Linked DNA regions of Mus musculus: all the other regions are linked to region 1. Evidence: chromatin contacts called from ENCODE Hi-C or POLR2A ChIA-PET data. All regions are on one chromosome and are shown on one strand. The core of a region is the stretch at or near the end of the contact, and the rest is flanking DNA. Distances in the headings are between cores, read along the strand shown. Region 1 holds the start of Metap1 (methionyl aminopeptidase 1). Region 2 holds the start of H2az1 (H2A.Z variant histone 1). Region 3 holds the start of Rap1gds1 (RAP1, GTP-GDP dissociation stimulator 1).

Evidence for each region. A loop is a pair of places that touch in the nucleus more often than their neighbours do. ChIA-PET counts read pairs that join two places held with the same protein, here RNA polymerase II (POLR2A).
Region 2: POLR2A ChIA-PET joins it to region 1 with 10 read pairs in embryonic stem cell. The contact joins the promoter of H2az1 here to the promoter of Metap1 in region 1. POLR2A ChIA-PET finds 5 or more read pairs at or near these places in 2 of 5 experiments (Patski and embryonic stem cell).
Region 3: a loop to region 1 is called in a map of heart, with 10 times the contacts of the local background. The contact joins the promoter of Rap1gds1 here to the promoter of Metap1 in region 1. A Hi-C loop is called at or near these places in 6 of 37 maps with a recorded cell type or tissue (heart and left cerebral cortex). POLR2A ChIA-PET finds 5 or more read pairs at or near these places in 1 of 5 experiments (embryonic stem cell).

What each region holds. Positions count from the first base shown.
Region 1 is chr3:138,487,217-138,492,147 of GRCm38, reverse strand. Metap1 (methionyl aminopeptidase 1) reads left to right here and starts at 2,766. Exons shown (of 11, transcript NM_175224.4): 1 at 2,766-2,890. The coding sequence starts at 2,777. It overlaps Gm32553 (a long non-coding RNA gene), which reads left to right and starts at 4,087. Exons shown (of 2, transcript XR_001784010.2): 1 at 4,087-4,931.
Region 2 is chr3:137,862,458-137,867,388 of GRCm38, reverse strand. It overlaps H2az1 (H2A.Z variant histone 1), which reads right to left and starts at 2,902. Exons shown (of 5, transcript NM_016750.3): 1 at 2,693-2,902; 2 at 2,179-2,256; 3 at 1,756-1,869; 4 at 1,249-1,378; 5 at 467-1,003. The coding sequence starts at 2,695. The coding sequence ends at 942. Gm43403 (predicted gene 43403) reads left to right here and starts at 3,063. Exons shown (of 2, transcript NR_169184.1): 1 at 3,063-3,424; 2 at 3,552-3,702.
Region 3 is chr3:139,073,334-139,078,264 of GRCm38, reverse strand. It overlaps Rap1gds1 (RAP1, GTP-GDP dissociation stimulator 1), which reads left to right and starts at 3,064. Exons shown (of 15, transcript NM_001040690.2): 1 at 3,064-3,229. The coding sequence starts at 3,226.

The DNA of each region.
Region 1 (4,931 bases), core at 1,517-4,016:
TACAAACCAGACATTCACTGATAGTAAATTCCAAAGACCTTTACTTTGGTTCTTTAGGGCCAGTAAGATGGCTCAGCTGGTAAAGGCACTTGATGCCAGGTCAGCCTGTGTGTATTCCATCATTGGGAGTCACATGGTAAAAGGAGAGAAACAACCCTCCAACATGTCCCCCGACCTCCAAATGCCTGCCACAGTGTGGGTCAACACAACATACACATACTATTCTTTTTCATATGTAGAATAATTTTTAAAGGATATTTAAAATATATTTTAATTCATGTGTATGTATCTGTGTGAGTATCTGTGTGTGTACAGATGACCATGGGCAGCAGAAGAGGGAGAAGGACCCCCAGGGGCTACAGTCACAGTGGTTGTGAGCTACCTGACACAGGTGCTGAGAACTGAACTCAGGTCCTCTGCAAGAGCAGGAAGCTCTCTTAAGTGCTGAGCCATCTCTCCAGCCCCTAGAAAAATTTAACATAATACCTTTTATTAAAGATAAGAGCAAATTTGCTCTATTGAGACATGTGTGCTTGTTTATTCTACATAAAGAAATCTAGAACTGGGTGTAGTAGCTCTTGCCTTTAATCCCAGCACTCAGGAGGCAGAAGTGGATCTCTGTGAGTTGGAGGCCAACCTGGTCTACAGAGCAAGTTACAGGACAGCCAGGACCAGGACTACAGAGAGGAAACCCTGTCTAGAAAAACCAAAGAACAACAATGGGGGGGGGGGAGAGAGAGAGAGAGAGAGAGAGAAGAGAGTGGGGGAGAGGGAAGGAAGCTTGGTAGAATATTTGACACTATAGGTCATAAAGTATCTTTAGTTTTTCATAGTTGATTAGTATCTTTTTTTTTTTTTTTTTGGTTTTTCGAGACAGGGTTCCTCTGTGTAGCCCTGACTGTCCTGGAACTCACTCTGTAGACCAGGCTGGCCTCAAACTCAGAGATCCGCCTGCCTCTGCCTCCTGAGTGCTGGGATTAAAGGCGTGTGCCACCACGCCCGGTTTGATTAGTATCTTGATTTATAGTTGTCAATGTTGAGAACGCTGTTTCTCATGGTTCAAATAGCAGAAGTCTCTTTTTGTCTGTTTAAAAAATTGTTGGAAATTCTGTTCAATCCAAACCAAAGACCACTTAATAACTTTTTCAAAATGAAATTAAAGTCAGTAACTCAAAACAGCAATGCCTGGACGCAAATATTCAATTCTCTATGCAGAGTTCTAGCCACTATAGGATTGCTGCTATTGAGGCTAACTCAATCCAAAGACAACCTGATTGGATACATAATGAAGAATGACAGAAGAATACTAGATGTCTCTGTCTTCTGTAAAGAAACCAGGATGTGTTTGTCACTGCCTATGTGACAGCACCCGCAATACAGAGTGTACGTGCAGTGGATGCAGGATCAGACTGCAGAGAAGTCCAATGCACATGCTGAGTGTTGCGTTTAATTCTGAAATAACTTTTGGTTGTTAGGCTGTCAAAAACTGCTTACTATTGCCAAAAATTTTGTTACTCCATATTTAGAAGTTGAGAGCCACAGTTTAGGAAGCTGGGATTTATACAGTTAGATGTCATATACAAACATATACACATATGCAGTCACTAATTTTCTTAAATGTATACATTTTTATTAAAAGTTTACAGTGGTTGGTTATACAGGAAAAGTTATTCAAGAAAACATGAGCTTTTCTGGTGTATTAAGGTGGAAAAGATTTTTTTAAAAGTCACAGCATTCCTCTAGCAACAAACAAACAAAAAAAAAAAATAGAAAACGGCAGTTGTTGTCTACTGATTATGTGTTTGAAAGATTTAGGCTACCGGGTTGTATCTGATAAACTCTAGAGCCTTTTAATTCTCGCATTTCTTTTCTTTTCTCTTTTGGTTTGTTTTCTGAGACAGGGTTTCTATGGGTAACCCTGGCTATCCAAGAACTTACTCTGTAGACCAGGCTGGCCTCCAACTCAGAGAGATCTGCCTGCCTCTAGATCTGAGTGCTAGGTTTAAAGTTTGGCATGCGCTACCACTACCCGGCTAACCCCCCTCAATTCTTGATTGGTGGAATTCGCTCAAACTATAAAATCAGATAATATATATATATTTTAAATCATCGATATTGAACTATCTGGCAGCTACTAGCGCTATGTATTTCAATAGCGGGGTGTGGAAAGACATGAGGAAGAGCGTATTTCAGTCCCATCTCGGTCCATTGATATTTTTTTAAGAATGAGCGTAATTTTTTCTTTCTTTTTTATTTTGAGGAGAACACTGGCAGAGAGAAGCGGAACTCAGAAAAGGGAATTAGTCCCCAAGAAGCTCCCGGCGAACCAAACTGAGGAATCCACGCCCTTCCCAACCACCTGCGAGTGAATGAAACACCGAAGGCTCAAGAATTTCACGCTCGGGGTCCCAACGTCATGGGGTGTAGGATCTCCGCTGACCCCACGTGGCGTCGCCGCCACCGCAAGCCTTGGGGCGGGGCAGGGGAGGCGGCGTAAAGGCTGCCGGGCGGGTCGCCACTACGCGTGCGCGGAGAGGGCGTGGCTGTCAGGGCGGGGGGTCGGCCGAACCGGAGGGAGGGGCGGGGCAGCAGGTGAGCGCGCGCTAAGGGGCGGGGCCCTGGCCGCGCGTGCGCGGAGGGGGGCGGGGGCGCGCTGCGTAGGGGCGGGCCCTGGTCCTCCCGGTCCGGCGCCTAGGCCTGCCATCGGAGCTCCTCCCCGGCTGGGTCCCTCTCCCCGCCCTGTGGCGGTTCCTCCCTCCTCCGGCAGCCAGGCAGCATGGCGGCGGTGGAGACGCGGGTGTGCGAGACGGACGGCTGCAGCAGCGAGGCCAAGCTCCAGTGTCCCACCTGCATCAAGCTGGGCATCCAGGGCTCGTACTTCTGCTCGCAGGTAGCCGCCCACCCCGCGCCCCTCCGGTCCTCCGCCTCTGGGCCTTGTCGCCTCCCGCTCGGGCCTCCGAGCGGCCCGGGCCTCGGGAGCCGGGAGCCCGGCCGCCGGCGCTCTCGGGGGCGGAAGCTGACCTGCGGCGGGTTCGGGCCAGGCCTCCGCGGTCCCGTGGGCGGCCAGGTGTGTGCGCAGGTAGGGACGCGCGGGAGCCGGTAGCCCAAGACCTCCGCCGAGCCGGGGTCGGGTCTGGACGCCGCTGGCCGCGCTCCCGGGGCTTCTCTCCGGTGTCTCTGCAATCCCGGACGGAGACGGAAGCGACCTGCCGGGGCCTGGGGGTGGCTGCAGTCTCCCGTAGAGGAGAGCTGTTTCAGTCTCACTTCTTTTGTGTTTTACTACCGCGCTTTGACATTTAAGTAACTTTGAGTGTAGGCGTGGAGAGAGGTCGGTGTAATTCATTCTTTTCCGTTGGCATCTCAGATTATTAATTTGAGAACCGGTAAGGTAAAGAGATGAGTCACTTCTGTTACTGAAGTTCCTGGAGTAGAAAGGACAGTCCCGCAGGGGTTGTGCTTCAAGGCTCCGACGTAGTTTTTGTGCAACTGAGCAAACCTAGCACTGAGTGGGGCCCTGACAGAAGTGTGTATTTATTGAACAGTATTTGTGTCCCATCGCGTTTCTAGACTCAGAATAATGGCAAGGCAAGTAGTAGATGGTTATTAGGCTCTTAGTTACAATTTGTTGAGGAGAAGAATATAAGTACGTTGGTAATAAACTGACAGGTTCCTGGGAGAGGGGAGTTAATAGGCCAAAGACCTTGGCATGCTAGTTTTTCTGAGAGCTTGAGTAAGTGAAATTACTTAAGTTCCCCAGTTTCAGTGTTACTCTATACAGAGAGAATGAGGGTACCTTTCATTCTGTATTGTACAAGATTGTGCTGACAATGAAATTAAGGAAGACCCTGTAGCCCTATCATTTAGAGACGTTTTGTTTTTTAAAGGATTCCACTACAATTTAATGCTGGTATCTAGATAAAGTTGAAGAAGAATAATTATGTCACCAGTGGTAAGTGATACATGCCTTTAATCGCAGCACTTGGGAGTCAGGCAGGCAAATCTGTCAGTTCTAGGTCAGCCTGGTGTACAAGCAAGTTCCAGGACGGCCAGGGTTCTGGGGTGGGGGCGGGGGTGGGGTGGGGGGAAGAATAGTTATATGAAAATAGCAAAACCAACTATTTTCTAAGATAAAATAGATGGAAAGATAAAATAAGATGAAGCCAATGATTAAAAGCCTTAGCAATTGTAGTAAACCATTGCAAGAGTCCTTCACTATTGTATGATCTTGCCTTTAGAGAGTATATGACCCTTGACCTTGCTGACATCACTTTCCAAGCTTTGCACTTGGAGGAGAGAGACCTGAAAATAGCCTTGGAGCTATTAACCTGGTGCAGGGCCTCTTGTGGCTTTAATGTTTTCCAGTTTAACTTAGTGAGTTCTGTGTGGAATCTGGATTTAAAACAAAAATTTGCTATGAAAATTGTGTGCCATCTGACTAGATCAATGTATATAGTTCGTATTCAGGGGTTTCAAGTTGAGAGGCGCTAGGTGTGGTGGCATACACCTTTAATCCCGGTGCTTTGGAGGCAGAAGCTGGCAGAACTCTACTAGGCCAACCTGGTTTACCTAGTGAATTTTAAGGCCAGCCCTTGCTAAATAATGAGACTCTTATCTCAAAAAAAGAGAAAGAAAACGAACAAAAAATGGCTGGGCTGGAGAGATGGCTCAGTGGTTAAGAGCACTTTCTGCTCTTTGAGGGGACCTAAGTTCAGTTCCCAGCACCACGTGGTTCTCACAAACTTCTCAGGCACCAGGCACATAGCGCACAGGCACACTTGAAGGCAGAGCATCCATACACATAAAATAGAAATGAAATCTTAAAAACCATTGGGTGGCATGCATGGGTTAATGTGTACTGACACTAGCTCCCAAATTGATTATCCAGTACCAAGAGGTCAGCTCAGAAATCACATACACATTAGGATCCTTAT
Region 2 (4,931 bases), core at 1,653-4,152, 620 kb after region 1:
GCACATCTGACCCACCTGCCACCTGGCAGGTACAATGCAGCTCTTTGGGTTAAAGCAGCTGTAAGGCAGGAAGTTCTTTCATCCACATAGGCTGCTTAAGCACCTCCTATTCTGTTTGATTTGCTCCAGGAATTAGGATACATGTCTTAAGGCTCAGGGAGGGGAAAGGGGTCAATGTATAATAATGGAACATGCTTGGCATGAATCAAGATGTGACTAGCATTTCACACCTGTGTCTGGTCACTAAAAGCAAATTATATCCGAAGTTCATTCGGTGGAGGTACTTTCGTTGTACCCTGAGGGTCTCTGTACTTGTGTCCCACCTTAGGATACAGGCCCTTTCACATTAGTTAACTGTCAATTGGGGGGGGGGGGGACGCCAAAAGCAGTTACCTCCAGCTTCTTCCCAAGTTTTAAGACCCTAAGAGGTCATATGATACAAAGAAACAACAAAAGTACCACGGGGTTATGACTACAGATGCACTGTTTAATTAGTAAGCAGAGAATGTACTTGTTGCTGAGTGAGATCTAAGGTAAGTCCCGATTATTAAGCAAGTTTAAAGCTAGTTTGGGATATGACCTTTATTGAGCTTATCCACCAGAGTGGAAACAATGTCTGTACAAAACCAAATGCTTGTTACTATAACTTCTGCATCACAATTAAAATCCAAACAGTTTTTTAAAAACAGTCAACTCAATCAAAACCCACTACTTCAGAATCAATAGCTTCTTTGAAGCCACAGTAACACTTAAATATGGTTAAGACTCGAATGCAGAAATTTGGTTGGTTGGAAGGCTAATTAAGCCTCCAACTTGCTCAAATAGAATTACAAAAAGGCAAAATTGTGTTTTTCACAGAGATACAGTCCACTGGAATCACCAACACTGGACAGCTGTTAGGAATATTTAGAGTCCTGAGATAATAAGGAATCCAGGCATCCTTAAACAGTCTTCTGTTGTCCTTTCTTCCCGATCAGCGATTTGTGGATGTGTGGGATGACACCTAGGAGAGGGACACAGATTAAGTCTACCTTCTGGATAAACATTTAAAAAAACAATACATGAACTCAAAGCAGGTAAAATTCATATACAAAGTGAAAACTTGAGGGATGAACAATGATCTTAGCAAAAACTAAGTGGAAAGCCAAACCCCATGAAAGCACCCTGTACTGAAATCTCTTCTAGAAACAATGGGAGTGTAGGAATTTTCTTCTTAAATAGAATGTTAGGAGTTTAGGGATGACATACCACCACCAGCAATGGTAGCTTTGATCAGAGAATCCAATTCTTCATCTCCACGTATAGCAAGCTGCAAGTGACGAGGGGTGATACGCTTTACCTTTAAGTCTTTTGACGCATTTCCTGCCAACTCAAGTACCTAAAAGGCAAAAAATAAATAAAAATCTGATGATCAATATTCCAACTTACTTTCAATCAAGATCTTTGAACCTCAATGGTGTTATTTACCAACTGTTGTCATTCCCTACTACCTGAATGATAAAATTATGCAGAATTATGCAAAAAAAAAAAAAAAACCACCCAAAAAACCCCGAAGGGGCACGCAATTGCATTTGCAGGAGCAGCACACTCTGGCCCAGCAGCCTCCTCGGCTGAACGCGAGCTCCCTCTAGCGCTCCCTCGGTCTGCGCGCCGCTCTTAGGGCCTGCGAGTTTTCTTGCATCACTTTCCTCCTCTCTCGCCACTTTCCCCCGCCCCCCCAGAGCTTTTCCAGATCACAGGCGTACTCCCGCTTACCTCTGCGGTGAGGTACTCCAGGATGGCTGCGCTGTACACAGCGGCGGTCGCGCCCACACGTCCGTGGCTGGTTGTCCTAGATTTCAGGTGTCGATGAATACGGCCCACAGGGAACTTGATTTTTATGCACACAAACAAACGAACAAACAAGAAAAAAAATGCACAAAGATAGGAAATTCGTTAAGATAAGATGTGCGCGCCAAAGCCAAGGACGGTGGTGGTGCACCAACGCGCCCCGCCAGTTAACACACATGTGATCCGACGCCCCCCCTCCCCAAACCCCAGTATTCACTGTCTCCGCAGGGCCAAGTCGCGACACATCACTCATGCTAAGATGGAACACCCATGGAGGGTGCAGACAAACAAGCAAGGGGGGTGCAAACATAAAGGCCCGGTCACCCGACTGCGGCAGTTGCTACCCACCTGCAAGCCGGCTCGCTGCGAGCGGGAAACCGCCTTTGTCTTGGCCTTTCCGGAGTCCTTTCCAGCCTTACCGCCAGCCTGCGGCGCCGCCGACGCCCGCGAGCCCGGGAGGGACGGAGAAGATAGAATTACCAAGGCGGCGCGCCCCTCCCCCACCACAGCGCGTCCTGGAGGCGAGCGAGCGCGCGCTCGGCCGCCCGCCGCCCGCCCCGCCGGGGACCCCGGGCCGCCGCTCGCCCCCCGCCCGCCCTTCTCCCCCGCCGACCCCTGCCGCGAGCCCGCCGCGGCTGCGCGCCCCCGCGCCGGCTCCCAGCCGCGCCGTGCGCGCCCCCCCAACCGTCGCCTCCCGCCTGGAGCTCCGGGGCTCCGAAAACACCTCCCCTCCGCTCGTCCCGACCCCGTCCCCGCACGCTCCCACTCGCCGCCGCCGCCGCCTCTCCCAGCCCCGGGGACGGCGGCCCCGCCCGCTCGGAGCCTGCAGCCCGCGGCCGCCCGCCGTCACTCTTCACGTTACCATCTCGGACCGTGCTGAAGCTCCGACGAGCGAGGAAGAGACGAGGCCAGGCGGACGCTCAGCGAGATCCCAGCGCCCACTCCTCCGTCGGACCGCGATTCAAACTGCGCCGTCTCCCGCCTTCCTCGCGCCCTTTATACTGCAGAATGTTCCCTCATCCGGGAACTCGGCCGGTTCGGCCCACCAATGGTTGCCTCCCGCCCTCGGGACGCGTCCTTGAGGCTCCAGCCAATGGGAGAACGCACAGCGGAGTGGCGGGGCGGGCGCTCGGGAGCTCGAGCGATGATTGGCGCGTGGGGGATGAGTTAGGGGGGGAGGAGATGCGGCGGGACGAGGACCGGGAGAAGAAGGGGCGCCGCGGCGGGAGGGCAGCAACAGAGCGCTGCGCCACCGAGCGAGTGGACGGTGGTGTCACGTGCCTGGAGGGAGGAGCTGGAAGGCTGGGGAGGAGCGCGCGCTGGCGTCCTCCCCGCTGCAGCCTCCCCCCCTCCACTCCCCCGCGGTGCTCCGGAGACCACGTGAGCTTCCCTCCCGGTCTAGCCTGGCCCCCTCGCTGACAACCGGCGCCTCTCGGTTGCCCTCTGGCCTGGCCTTTCGTGTCCGCAGATCTCGGTTTCCTTCAGAGTCCTGCCTTCTGACAGGTGGCTCGAAGGCGTCCGGCAAGAAGAGCTCAGCTCGGCCTCTACTTGGTGAACCACTTCCCTGATAAAAGTGTCACCTACCCCACCCCCGGTAGTTTTTTCATCTTCCTCCACTTCTGTCCTCACCTCTTGTTACCCCTCACCCCCCTCATCCTGTCTCATAACAACAGTGGAGCCAAGTTACCGTGGGGATAACAAGTAATTTTGTCTACACACAGGAAGCTTGGGATGAAGCGGTTTTTTATAATGAAGTCACCGGCCATATTTTTGCGAAGACTTCGCATCAATGGGATGCACCTATAGCCTAGTGTCTAAAGTTGATTTGTTGAAACATTAAAGCTATTATGTGTCAGCTTTCCTACACTAAAACATTTTGCCACATGACAAATGTTGGTAAATGTCAGTGGGGTAACTGTAACATGATTCACAAGCAGTTACAGATGGTTCATGTAATCAGTTACAAATGCTGGGCTTAAAAAAAAAAATAGACTTGTACACACGGTACTGTCCTGATGCCAGCCACTTAGACGTGCAGTTAGTAGATCTACAGCACCTGCATTTATCACTCGCTGCTTGGAGACCATAATTATCTGAGTCTTGCGAATTTCGCATTTATATTAATACGTAGCACTTTTCAATTAAACATGATTGTGTGGCCATGTGGGTGGGCGCGGGTGCTCACCTCATTACTATAGTTGTGGAAATCGGATGACAACTTGAGTGAGTGCTCTCTTTCCAGGGTTCCAGAGATAAACTCAGGTATCAGGTAGTCAACTCTCACACAGCTAGCACCCGTCGAGTTATATCACCGGTTTATACTTTTTACATAATTGAATAGTAATATGAAGAGAATATTGAAGCGTAAACTCCACATTATTAGTACTTAAGTTTGGGAGATTTTATGAAATTAGAGGAACTCTCTGATACCAGGACATTAATGCTAGAGGAGAGACTCCAAACAATATTGATTCCGAGGCTTATTGGAACTAAGGAATTGTAATGATGTCATCACATGCCGAAAACAACTGAGGCTCCTGACATCCCAGCACCTAGAAGGCTGCATCAGAAGAGTCATAAGCAGAATGCTAGTCAACTCTACAACGATGGCATTTCAGACACCTAAGGACTGGCCTGCTGTGATGGTGGCAACCTACATCCTTAATACCAGCCCTTGAGAGGCAGAGGCAGGCAGATCTTTGTGACTTCAAGGCCCACACGGTCTACACAGTGAGTTCCAAGCCATCTACAGCTACAGACTGAGGCCCTGTCTTCAAAAAAAAAAACCAAGTATAAAGCCAAGCCCAGTAGGCTATCCCTGGCTTCTGATGGGATTTCTTGATATTTACCTCATAACATACGTCCATTCTCTAGAGAATTCTGTGTGAGCTTTTTCCCATGGAATCCAACTAAAAGGTTGACTTTTCTTCACTGAAGAGTGGTAGCAAGAATAAACTAGCAAGTACATGTGAGTTCTGTGGCGCCTCCTCACTGTAATCTTAGTTCTCAACCCTTTCTGCTTGTGCCTTTTAAAATGTTTTTTATTCTTATTTTTGAAACATGATCTTAATTCTGTAGCCCAGGCTAGCCTGGGATTTTCT
Region 3 (4,931 bases), core at 1,815-4,314, 590 kb before region 1:
CTACAGAGTATTTCTGTGTACCACGTGAATGCATGGTGCCCATGGAGGCCAGAAGAGGGCAGTAGATCACCCGGAACAAGAGTTACAGGTGATGATGCACCTCCATGAGGATGCTGGGAATGGGAGCCATGTCCTCTGCAAGAGCAGCCAGTGTTCTTAACATCATTCTTGCTCTCTTTTAGGAAAAAATCATAGAGACAACCGAAAGACTTTTAATTATGCAGTAACTTCCACTAAACATTTGCTCTGTTAGCTCTGTTCTCAGCACTGGTGATCTAACAGCCAAAAAGGAAAGGCAAAAATTACCGTCTTTCAGGATGGATGCTTAAACGTGATCGCTAAAGGGCAAAATACACGCCATTCTAGTGATAATATTGAAGAGACATAAAGTACAGAGGTGTGGATATAAAGTGGGTGTACAGAGTCTGGATGAAATGGTATAGAAGGGCTCCTCACACAGGTAACTTTGAACTCAGAGGTTCTCAGCCTTCCTAATGCTGCCACCCATTAAAACAGTTCCTCATGTTGTATATAGGCCCTCATGGTGACCCCCTAATCATAAAATAATTTTGTTGCTACTTCATAATTTTATTACTGTTACAAATCATAAATTAAATACCTGTGTTTTCTGATGGTCTTAGGTGACCCCTGTTACAGGGTCATTTGACAACCCCCCCTCCCCCCACCAAGGGCCATGACCCATAGGTTGAGAATAACTGTTTTAGACAAAAATATTTTAAAAATCATTATATTCCTATAAAAGGAGAAGAAAGAATTGTGTATGTTGGCACATTCCTTAATCCTATCATTGGAGAGGCCACAGGAGAACTGATATGTTTGTGAGATCATTTGGGCTACACAGTGAGTAGGCCAGCCAGGACTATATATAGCAAGACCACACTTCAAAAACAAAACAAAACAAAACAAAACAAAACAACCCAAGAGGCATTACATCATTCCTTAAATGAGCCACTTCTAGGTATAGTCCAAAAGAGTCTCACTATAGTTATGTCAATGTATTGGAGTTCAACATGATCATCATGATTGCCCTGCACTGTGCCTTTAATTGGTGAGAAAGTCGAAGGGGTGGCTTGTGGATGCAAGAGGAGCACAAATGATGCTTAAACTAATGCCAGGTGGGAGGACAAAAACCCAGCTGCCTTTCCAATTTCAATGCATACATGCAAATGAAAGCTAGACATACCCTGAAATTATTGTGATATGTAATTAGCAAAGGAAGTAACAGGAAACTTAAAGCAACTTGAAACAGAGAATGTAGAAGACATTTGTGAAAATTAAGGAAAGAGAGAGAGAGAGATCAACCATGTGAAGCAATAGAAAGACCTAGCATGGTCTTTTGCAAACATTTGGGAAAAAGAAGCAGAACAAGGCACGTGCATGTTTGTAGACTTGGGGGGGGGGGTGGTCTTACTGACTGAACTGTGCCCAGCCATCGAGCAGAAATCCCTAAGACATCGGAATGTGACCTTGTTCAGAAATCAGGTCATTGCAGACACCAGAGTCAAGATTGGGAGTGGCCTTCCCGATCTTCATGACCAGTGTCCTTATAAATAAGGGAAAACTGGACACATAAGCACGTAGGGAAAATATGTGAAAGCTAGAGTCATATTGCTACAAGGCAAGGAAGAGGTACCCTCAGAAGATGTGTGGTCCTGCCCTGGTTTGTCTTCTGGGCCCCAGATGCTCAGTAATTTTGTTTGAACCCTGTGTATAGAGATTATTACAACAATCCTAACAGCCTTCTGCAAGATGAATTATAGGCAAACAGGAAGAGTAGTTTTCTTCCAAGAACGGGTGTTTAACATCTGTATCAGTCTATGCCTGAGCTGCTGTAAATAGATCACACCTGTCTTTAATTATGTTGCATTTTTATTTCAGAAAAAATCACATAAAATCCCAGTACCTAACATATCGAGATGCTCTTGTGATCTGTGCCTGTAATATTAGCGACTGGTCTGTGAGAGTCACAGATGAAGAAACAGCCCCTTCTGGCAGCAAGAGTTGCAGCTCCTCTTCCTACAGATCGCCACAGGCCTGGGATAAAGTCCAGGCAGGCAGGGGTCAGGACACGTGCAGGTCTCCTACTGTCTCTTCTTCTTCCTTCTCCCCCTCCTTCTTTTATTTTACGTTATTATTATTATTTATTTTTTTGGTTTTTCACAGGCGGATTTCTGAGTTCCAGGCCAGCTGGTCTACAAAGTGAGTTCCAGGACTGCCAGGGCTACACAGAGAAATCCTACTGCCTCTTCTTGGTGCAGAGCCCAGTCTGGGACCCCGAGCCCCGCGAGAGCATGTGGGAGCATTTCGGTCACAGTCCCCGGGCGGCTCGTCATCCACCGAGTTACCCCCGCCCGTAGGTGGACTTTCAGTGTTTCTGATCTCAGCACGTCTTTCCTCCCTGGCACAGCCGGAGTGCGGCGGACACAGCCTGTAGGGTCCCGCCCGACGGGTTAAAGGGCTTTAGGCACTGGCTCGCCGAGGGTGACCTTGCGACCGCTCTCCGCTGGACCGGCTTTCCCGCCAGCCCCGCAGGACAGCCTGATGCGCCCTGGGGACGCGCCCGCGGACATCTACGTCCTCCTGCTCCGCCACCCCGCACATGCTCGCCTGGGGCGTGCGCTGCCAGGCACGCTCCGGGCTGAGACTTCCTCCCGGGAGGCTCCGTCCCAGCAGCCCGGAGATCTGAGCCCTGCTTCCGCCCCTCGAGCAACAGCCACCGAGCTGTACCGCTCCGGTCTGTAGACGCACAGCCCCCGGCGGGCTAAGCCTCGCCGGCCGTGGGCAGGAGGCAGCACTGGCCGCACTGAGCATGCTCGGCGGAGAGGGCGGGGCGCTCGGCGGAGAGGGCGGGGCGCTCGGCCGCGCGTCGGGAGGGCGCTCCTCAGGACGGCTCGGCGCCTCCGCGCCAGCCCGCCCGCCCGCCCGCCCGCACGTTCGCTCGCTCGCTCGCTCGCAGCCGCGCCCGCCGCAGGCTGCGCCCGGCCGCCCCGCCCCGCCCCGCCCCGCCCCCCGCCGCTCGTCCCCGCCGCGGCCGCGCCGCCCGCAGCCGCAGCCGCTGCTCCTCCCCGGCGGCCGCCCCCCGCGGGTCCCTCCCTGGCTGCGGGAGACGCGGAGGTAGAGGGAGGACGCCGCCGCCGCTGAGCCGCGCCGCCCGCACCCGAACCCTTCGCCTCGCCCTGCCGGTCCTCACTCTGTGGGAGGAACATGGGTGAGTCCTGCCGGCCGTCATCGCCTGACATTTTCTTTTCTCCCCCTCGGCGTGCTGCAGGGTGGCAGTGCATCTCTCCTGCAAACTTGCCGGGGTCCCCGGGTCCGCGAGGTGCGGGGCGGCGGCCCTCCCAGGGGGAAGGCGGGCGCACGAGGGCGGCCGGGCCGGCGGGGTCGCGCACGGGGTGGGGTCGGCGGCGGGCTCCGCGCTCGCCTCCCCTCCTCCACGCTTCCTGCCGGCACCGGGCCGCGCGGGGCGTCCCCGGGGCTGGGAGGCCGCGGTGCTGCAGGCTCGGTCCCACGGCGAGCCCGACCACTTGGCGGAACTTCCTTCCCGTGGGCGCGATCGCTCCCTCCCCGGCCTGCCGACGGCCGGCGCCGGTGCGGGGAGAGCCGGCAAGTAGTTTGGGAGGGCGATGGCCAGCCGAGTGCCGAGCGGACAGTCTCCAAGGTGGAGGTGGCGACTCGCCCGCCGCCGCCGTGGGCAGCGCGAGGCTGGCGGGAGCCGCTAGCTGTTGAATTAGTGTTGGGAGACTACGGCGTGCACAGTTCCGGTCCTCAAGCGGTTTTCTGGATTTCTCCTGTAGCTGGAAACTGTGCCCTGTAACACATTGTTAAGGAATTTACATGCTGCCTGTTCTGCCCCAGCTGCCCCTGCCTAAATCTGTATAATCTGATTCTAGTTCCATTGTACTTATAGTTAATCCTAAAAGAATGGATACTTCAATGCAAATGTTTTATAAAACTGTTTATGTTTGAACGTGAGATTCTCCTCAGATATTGCCTACCTGTGCATAATTACAAAAGCACCGGATACAAATCTCTTCTGTAATTAAGGGCGAAAAGTTTCCTTTGATAGTAACAACTTAGATCATCTGTCCAGTACACGTTCCCCAGTTTGCTTCTATTCCATAATTTGCGTCTATCGTAATTTCCCCTTTTAAAAACTGGCTTCTTCGGCGTCCCTCCACACGGACTTTGCCCACTCCTTCTGGGCAAGTTATTTATGAGTGTGGTCCTTTCATCTGTCAACACAGTGCTCAATGCTTAGAGTTAGATCATGGCAATACAGAACCCTCCAGGAAGTATCAGAATCCTAGAAATGATGTGGTAGCCTTTCCCGGAAGACCAAATACTCTTAGCTTTGAGTCAGATCTTTGTCATTTAGTAGGAAGAGGACCGTTGGGGGAGAAGGAGGTGGTTTTAATGAAACAAAGCAGAACAAAACACCCATGCCCCTGAATTTTATTTTCACTTGTTTGTCTTCCAAGTGAGTATCACTGACAGTCGGAACATTTCTATAAAAAAAAAAAAAAAAATCGGTATCCCATTTGTTCGTCCCTTTATAGAATTTTAAAAGAATACTAATCCAGATTACAGATTAAAATCTGCGTGTTGGAAAGTTTTTAATTACACTTACAGGTTTGGTGTAGAAACAAGTCTCAGTTTTTTAAAGGTGAGATTTAGTTAAAGCTCATTTTAACTAAACGTTCAAAATGTTGAATCGGTATTTTTCCCCCAGTGGGGGTGGATATCCAAGGTCTGTTGTTGCAAATTAGGGAATAAAAATACCTAAAACAGATTAAGTTACTTAATAATCTTGCAAATCTTGAATGCTGATGGGTGATTTAAAAGGGGGGGGGGAGAGTCAAATACAAACCCACTTTATTTTGAAGCTTCTCAGAAACTCTTGTTTATGTTCC